Linked DNA regions of Homo sapiens: region 1 is linked to region 2. Evidence: chromatin contacts called from ENCODE Hi-C or POLR2A ChIA-PET data. All regions are on one chromosome and are shown on one strand. Each heading gives the region's core, a stretch centred on a gene start or an enhancer-like site at or near the end of the contact. The rest is flanking DNA. Distances are from core to core; before and after follow the strand shown.

Evidence for each region. Hi-C counts contacts between places; a loop is a spot of excess contacts on that map. ChIA-PET counts read pairs that join two places held with the same protein, here RNA polymerase II (POLR2A). Pooled maps may share reads with other maps.
Region 1: a loop to region 2 is called in a map of left cardiac atrium, with 4 times the contacts of the local background. The contact joins two enhancer-like sites. A Hi-C loop is called at or near these places in 28 of 168 maps with a recorded cell type or tissue (Caco-2, Right ventricle myocardium inferior, aorta and 17 more), 2 of 37 single-sample maps with no recorded cell type and 26 of 50 pooled maps. POLR2A ChIA-PET finds 5 or more read pairs at or near these places in 1 of 52 experiments (H1).

What each region holds. Positions count from the first base shown.
Region 1 is chr7:25,674,274-25,677,714 of GRCh38, forward strand. The region is part of intron 1 of LINC03007 (long intergenic non-protein coding RNA 3007); the gene reads right to left. Among named protein-coding and RNA genes, the nearest start is that of LINC03007, 110 kb to the right of the region's middle. Within about 2 kb of position 2,023, at least 2 of the 41 ENCODE cell types and tissues checked have a DNase peak (open chromatin) inside an H3K27ac peak, as active enhancers do; they include gastrocnemius medialis and prostate gland, where a contact is called at or near this core.
Region 2 is chr7:25,845,498-25,849,092 of GRCh38, forward strand. No RefSeq gene overlaps it. Among named protein-coding and RNA genes, the nearest start is that of LINC03007, 57 kb to the left of the region's middle. Within about 2 kb of position 1,359, at least 18 of the 41 ENCODE cell types and tissues checked have a DNase peak (open chromatin) inside an H3K27ac peak, as active enhancers do; they include gastrocnemius medialis and prostate gland, where a contact is called at or near this core.

The DNA of each region.
Region 1 (3,441 bases), core at 773-3,272, 170 kb before region 2:
CAAAAAGCCTGCCCCTGGCACTGTGCATGCCAAAGGAGTTAAGCAGCCCCACATGCATGTATTCTAGTTTGGAGACATGACAAGGACACACATAGAAGGCTGTGAGGATGCAGAAGAGGGAGAGATCATTTCTGGATTTGGAGATGATAGTGATAAGGAGGAAGTGGGGCAAGAGGAGAGCATCATCATTTATTGGTGTCAGAAGTACTCTGAGCACTTTACATAGATCTTCACAGTAACTCAAAATGTTGATAGTGTTCAACCCGTTTTATAGATGGAAAAACTGAACTTCAAGACGTTAAGTAACTTGCCTAAGGGCACAGAGCCAGTAAGGTAGTGGAGCAAGGATTCGAAGCACATCTGTCTGACTGCTCTTCTCCATGTTGAGGGGATTTTGTCATTGAGAAAGTAAATTACTCACTTCTCTTTCCTCCCATTTTCTTTCTAGAGTTTTTGCCTTAAAATTGTGGGAATCCAGGGAAGACTGCCACAGCAGAGGCAGGATGTGAACAGGCCTGGATGAGTAGGATACAGATTGGAAAACTAAAGGGGAAAAAAACATTCTAAATAGGATAAAGGGATACGAATAAAAGAACAACTCTGGAATGGGTGTGTTACATTAGGGATGGTTCAGAGACAGAATAGAGGAGTCTCTTGGAAGCAGAGTTTACACAGGGCAGATAATACTCAAAGGTTTGATGAGGCCCAAACATTGCCAAATGCAACCATTGTTAGGAATCGATTTTGCAAAGTCTTGACATTTGACATTGAGTCCATGTGGAAGGAATGTGCTACAGTAATAGCAGCTTTATTCATGACTGCCAACACTTGCAAGCAACCAAGATGTCCTTCAATATGTAAATAGATCAAACCAATACAACCATGTGATGGCTGTACTTATTCAGTGATGAAAAGAGCTATCAAGCCACCAAGATACCTGGAGGAAACAAATGCATACTGCTAAGTGAAAGAAGTTCATCTTAGAAGAACTAAGAAAGAAGCTACATACTGTGTGACTTCAACTATATGACATTTGGGAAAAAGCAAAACTATGGAGACTGTAAAAAGACCAGTGGTTGTCAGCAATTACAGGAAGAGTAGGATGAAGAGGCAGAGGGTTTTTAGGGCAGTGGAACTATTCTGTACAATACTATAATGGCAGATACGTGGCATTATACATTTGTCAAACCCATAGGATGCACAACACAGAGAATGAACCCTAATGTAAACTATGAACTTTAGTTAATAATATGTCAATATTGGCTCATCAATTGTAACAAATGTGCCACACTAATGCCAGATAGTAAAAACAGGGGAATTTGGGGTGGGTGGAAGAGGGGACCTATGAGAACTCTATGTACTTTTGGTTCAATTTTTTCTGTAAACTGAAAACTGCTCCAAACAAATATTAATTAAAATTTTAAAAGGTTACTGGACCCAGATTCTAGACATGTCTCTGACTTTGAGCAAATCACAGCCTCTCTGGGTCTTATGGACCAAGAGATTAGTGCGTGACCCGCTACCATAGGACATCCTATGACTGGAATAATGTATATTTGTCCAACTTACTCTTTTCATTGAAGAGTGAAAGAGAGATGGAGGGTGCTTGGGCCTCAGGCTCATGAATGTAAGCCCTGAGGGTTTCTGGGTATTTGCAGCAGTGGATCAGGATCCATGAGATCACTTCCCTCTAGCACATGAGGTCACTTTGCATTTAGGGGCCCCAATACCAATGTGTTTGTGGTGTGGTCCTGGTTTGTTTAGAATGGTTACCAAATCCCAACTTCTTCAAACATTTTTTAAAGTGATGATTATTTTGCGGCATGATAGAAACTGACACCCACAAAATGTGTTGACTTTAATGAAGTAGATGTGAGAATTAAAACATCTTCCTTTCCACACCCAGCTTCTGAGCTTGTGTGCTGAGCTGCCTGACAGAAAGTTGGCCTCTGCAGGCCCCGCAGCTGCCATAGAAATGGCAGTGTGACTGGCAGCTCTCAGCAGTGTGTCCAGGATGTACTAATATTTACCAGAAGAGGCGGCCTCTGGTGTCACTGAGTCCCCACTCACCTCATGTGACTGCTGCTTCCAAGCCTGCTTCACAGAGTTGGCCCAGAGGAGGGTGTGGTCTGAGTTTGCATCAGAGATCTGGTTTTACCTTAACCCCTCAAAAATCACAATTATATTTAGCAGATCTCAGCAGGCATAGTATAAACAATAAAAACCAACCTTTAAGGATATTGTTCACAAAGGATGTAAATGCCAAGTAAGATGGGTAATTTAACTTTACATATATATGGATGGAAACATATATGGCTTTTAGATTGTGCCTGAATTTTCTACATATACAAACACACATACTTTTTAAACAGTTTGGGTACAGAAAATAATATCACCAACTTTTACTTGTGTGTGAACTTTGTAGACACAAAACTTAAACAGATGTGCATGTTTATGATTTTTAAAGATGCACATATGTAAAACATTCAATAGTATATTTGTTCACACAGTTGATTTAACTGAAAGACCCTGTATTTACATGTTTTAATTGTGTTATGTGAGACAGTGATACGTATATTATGTATGTTGACATTTATGATTGAAAACCAAGTGGCTCGGTAAAAGTGAGTTCTTCATGTGTTTTGAAACTGTTCCAGACCTAAAAGTTATGCACCACTTAGGAAGGGCTAAGGAATAGGAGGGGAGCTGAATGTGGATTGATTCCAAAATACTTCATGAAGGTAAATCATAAGAAATTAAACTTAAAATGTTTAAATTCCCTGCTCCACACAAATCGCAAACTCTGAGGCTATTTTTCTCATTCAGAGAAAGCAAGCAGCCTTCTGCTTCTGTTGATGTGTGACATTTGAAAGAAGAGTGGAGTCTGGGACTGGGGACGGGAGGTGGGCAGGCGTCTATGGAGGCTCCTCCATCCAACACTTCTCAATGAGGATTCCAGGAGGCCCAGCCTGTAAATGCTTGTATTGTCTTCCCGCTCTGCAGTCACGGGCAGCTGAACATTTTGCTTGGTACGTCCACAGAAGTTTTCTTCTTGCATGCAAGATTTGGGGTTTTAATACCTGCTGCGTTTGGAAAAATTCTAAAATCAGAAATGATGTGGTCTGAAGTGTTGACATGTTTGGCCCCATATGGACTACACAGCTCAGAGAAATGAAGTGGCACATTTATCAAGTCTCAAGTTTGGGGTCCCATATAGATTTATTTGAGCCACACCGGCCAGAGGTGACTGAGCCTCCACAGTCCTTAACGTGCTTATGTTTTTTATTGTCCTCTCCAGCTGTATAAGTGCCTCTGCCCTTTGGAACACAGTATTAACGGCACTGACAATTCTGCTCATTTCCCCTCTTTTTATCAGTAATTCAGCCTTATGAATCCAATAAATATCAGACTAGGCTTGAATTATACATTGGTGAATTCTTT
Region 2 (3,595 bases), core at 109-2,608:
GTTTACAGCACACTCCCACTCATCAAACAGAAACTGACCCTGGGGAGGTGTCATATAAAGCGCTACCAACCAACAGACAGGTTCACAGCTCCTCAGCCGACATTGGTAATGAATAACATATTACCCTGGGCCTTGAAGCCCCTTTCAAATCCATTACTGATGACCCTCCCTGTCACTGGGCTGATCTGGAGCTGGTGTTTAATCATAGTCCTGCAGTGACATCAGAGATCTGGCACTGGACTTTGCAGAAGGGCCTGGGGGAGAGGTAATTAATGTTGAGTGCCACTGAGGAACTCCCAAGAGCAGGCATCATGAGCCTCGTCTGCCTTTGAGCAGCCGGCATCCAGGTGAGGTGGTACAATCCGGCCAGCAGCCTGCACTGGAGAGGTTCTGAGGCTGGCTTTGAGCCATTGGGTCCACATGGGCTTGCTGAAGAGATCATCAGCATTTAATCAATCTTCCAAAGGGAAGTTCAACCTGAAGAAGTCAGCCTTCCCTTCAGGCTTCCAGGGCATCTGCTCAATGGCAAAGCAGCTTTAGAAAGAGGGTGCTGACTCTGAGGATGTGTTCCTCCCTCTTCCTTTCCAACAGTCAACGTTGAAGTCAAGATGGCAAAGCAAGAATCCCCTCTGATTGCAAGAAATTGTCAGAAGAAGCTATCCAGTCCTCTGATTGTGGGAATCTGCACCGAGCTGGCTACAGCTCTACAAAGATGAGATTTCCAGGTAACACAGAGTTGAGTTTTGTGTCATCCACATGGGCTGATTTCCCAATTTGGTGACCTGACACATGGCCAAGAGAATAAAGTGATGGGAAAAAAACTCAACTAGAAAATATCAGAGAGAAGAAACATCATGCAGTTTCTTTAAATTGTAGTGAACAAGAGAGTTAACGAAAATCAGCCATTTCATCCCATATGAAAAATAAAATATCTACAGAAAGCCAAAATACTTTTTCCAAACACCATTCTGGAGTCATTTACCACCAACCAACCTTCCAAACAAATCGGTTGTTGATTTGTTTATTTGTTACACAACCAGACACATATGGCTGATGAAAGTAATCAGATGCTGGTGGGGTGAAGACAGAACTCAAAAATAAATTGAACTGAAGAGCTAAACATACTGCAAAAAAGCTCAGGCCTCAGGCACACCTTCCAAGTTGTGTTATTCTATGCTATTCATACCACTTTCCTTATTGATATAAAACAATTTTTGTTTTCTTTTCCAGAAAGAATGCTGCCAATCGCCAGAGGCAGACATGTTTATCAGGCTGTGTATCTTGAAGTCTGACAGAAAATCTGTGGCCTTTGGTACAGCTGAAAAACACTCTGTCAACACCATGGAGAGTGCAAGCCCGTTGTGCTGGCCTCAACCCAAGGAGTGCAGGGGAATGGACAAAAATTTGACTCAAGGCCAAAAATTACAAGAGGAGGGAAAGTCAGACTTGAGGCAAACAAGCCTTTTCCATCGGGTCTGTTTAATATCTCGTGTAAGCATCCAAACCACAAATCGGTCAGTGCTTAGGTGAAAAGACAAGTTTTTCTCCCTTTTGGAAAGCTATTTTGCTTAAGCTCCTATGAATACATCAATTATATTAGCCCTGAGAGTGTCTGTCAGTGCAATGTTAAAAGGTCCACTATTTTTCAGACTGCCCACATCAGAAACAAAATACCCTTCAAACTCTCTGCCCTGAATTGCTTGGGCCAAAGAGAGCTTGAGAGAAAAAGGCATAAACTCCACAACATTGACAGTGAGAAGAGCCACTGGTTTTAAGTAAATTGTAGTCATATTTATCAGCTTAATAAAATCCCCCCAGCACTCGTGTGCCATCAAATTCTTCAATTTCAAATTCAGGAAAAATGGCTCTTTTGTGACAGAAGGTATAAGGCCAAAGGGCAGGTTGTCAGCGAGACCGCCTCCCCTGCAGGCCAGTTGGGCTTGGAGCTTTGGGAAGGCAAGTTTGCAAGAGCCTAGGCCTGTTGCAGAAATACTCTGTCCTCAGCTTTTCCTTCAGGGCCAGGTCCCTGGATTCTTGGATAAGACATTTACAATATGCGGGCACCACACTGAATCAGGACTGTGTGCAGAGAAGCAAACCAGGCCTTTCCACATAGATAGGAAAAAATAATCATAACAGTTCATGGTTATGCAGCTTCCAGTGGACTCCATTGTTACCTGGTAATCATCAGTCAATTGCCATCACCCTTAACCTTAAAGGTGTCACTTTCGTACTTCAGGTATTCTTTCCAAAGTCCCTCTACCCCTTCTTCTCCCTGTCTTATCTGTCCCTGATCTCTGCCACCCTCAGTTGCTTACATTGGCCAACCAGCCTGAAATGGGAGAGGTTGAATCCTTCATGCTATGTGCATAGCCAACATTCCACAAGATTTATGTCACTAAAGCCTGTGAAAATGACAAATGGTGAGAAAGAGGGCCAAAAAGGGAAGCAAAAATAAATCCAACTACGATTTAACAAAGGGCGGCCCAGTATCTGTACCTAGTGGGTACTGTGATATCTTGAGGGACATGAATTTAACAAGAGAAATAAACTGCTGTATGAGGATCTTTAAAATGCTCTTGTTTTCCATTCAAATTCTCTTTAGTAAAGTTGCTTTTTGCCCTGAAGTCATAATCCAATTGTGTCAACGTGGTAATTAAACATCTGGATTGATTAGGTGGGGAAAGGGAGATTATTTTCTAAGATATTTTTTCTAAAAAATAAGCTTAAGAGTAGAAGGGCTCTGGTTTCCCGGAGCTGTCTAGAGTCATGGAAGGAAGGCCGCCAATATGAGGGATGAGGATGGCCACACAGTAGGGTGACTTTTCAATAAAATAACTTTTTTGTTCTTGTCACATTTAGTGAGCTTACTGCAACTACTACCCTACCAAAGTCACTGACTTCAGTAAACCATGGCTCAGCCATATGATGAATCATCCAGATGATCAAAATTATTCTTATGAAGAGCTTTTAACAACAAATACAGATACTTGTGATATAACACTGTGAACAAAAGCAAGATATACAAGGGCATTTGCAGTATAATGACAACTATGAAACCGATCCACATACGAGAACAGCAATACTCCAAAACTTCAAAAGGTGATTAGCTATAGATGGTGGGATTCTAGATGATTTTTGTTATTTTCTAGACCTTGTATTGAGTATTCTATAGTAAGTATGGATTCATTTTTATAATTAAAAATATATTTTTAAATGGAATAAAATCTATAAAAGGCATCACCTACTTCTTTCAAAGGTCACATATTCCTTAATCATGGCTTGAAGCCTCAGAGCTAAAATGGCAGTGTTCAAAATATACATCTGCTTTAGAACCTATTTTCTTCAATCTTTCCTATGATACTTAAAATTTCATAGACCTTCACAGAAATGTGGGAGGAAATCTGTTAGTGACTTTGTACACGCACCCAGATGATCTGGAACTGGTACTCTCCAGTGAAGCAGCCACTGGTCACTGAGGCTACCAAGCACTCGAAATGTGTCTGGTCCAAGCTGAGATGAGCTCTGAGAATGAAATACACACCAGCTATTGAATATATGGGAAGGGGCAAAAAATGTAAAATATCTCAATACT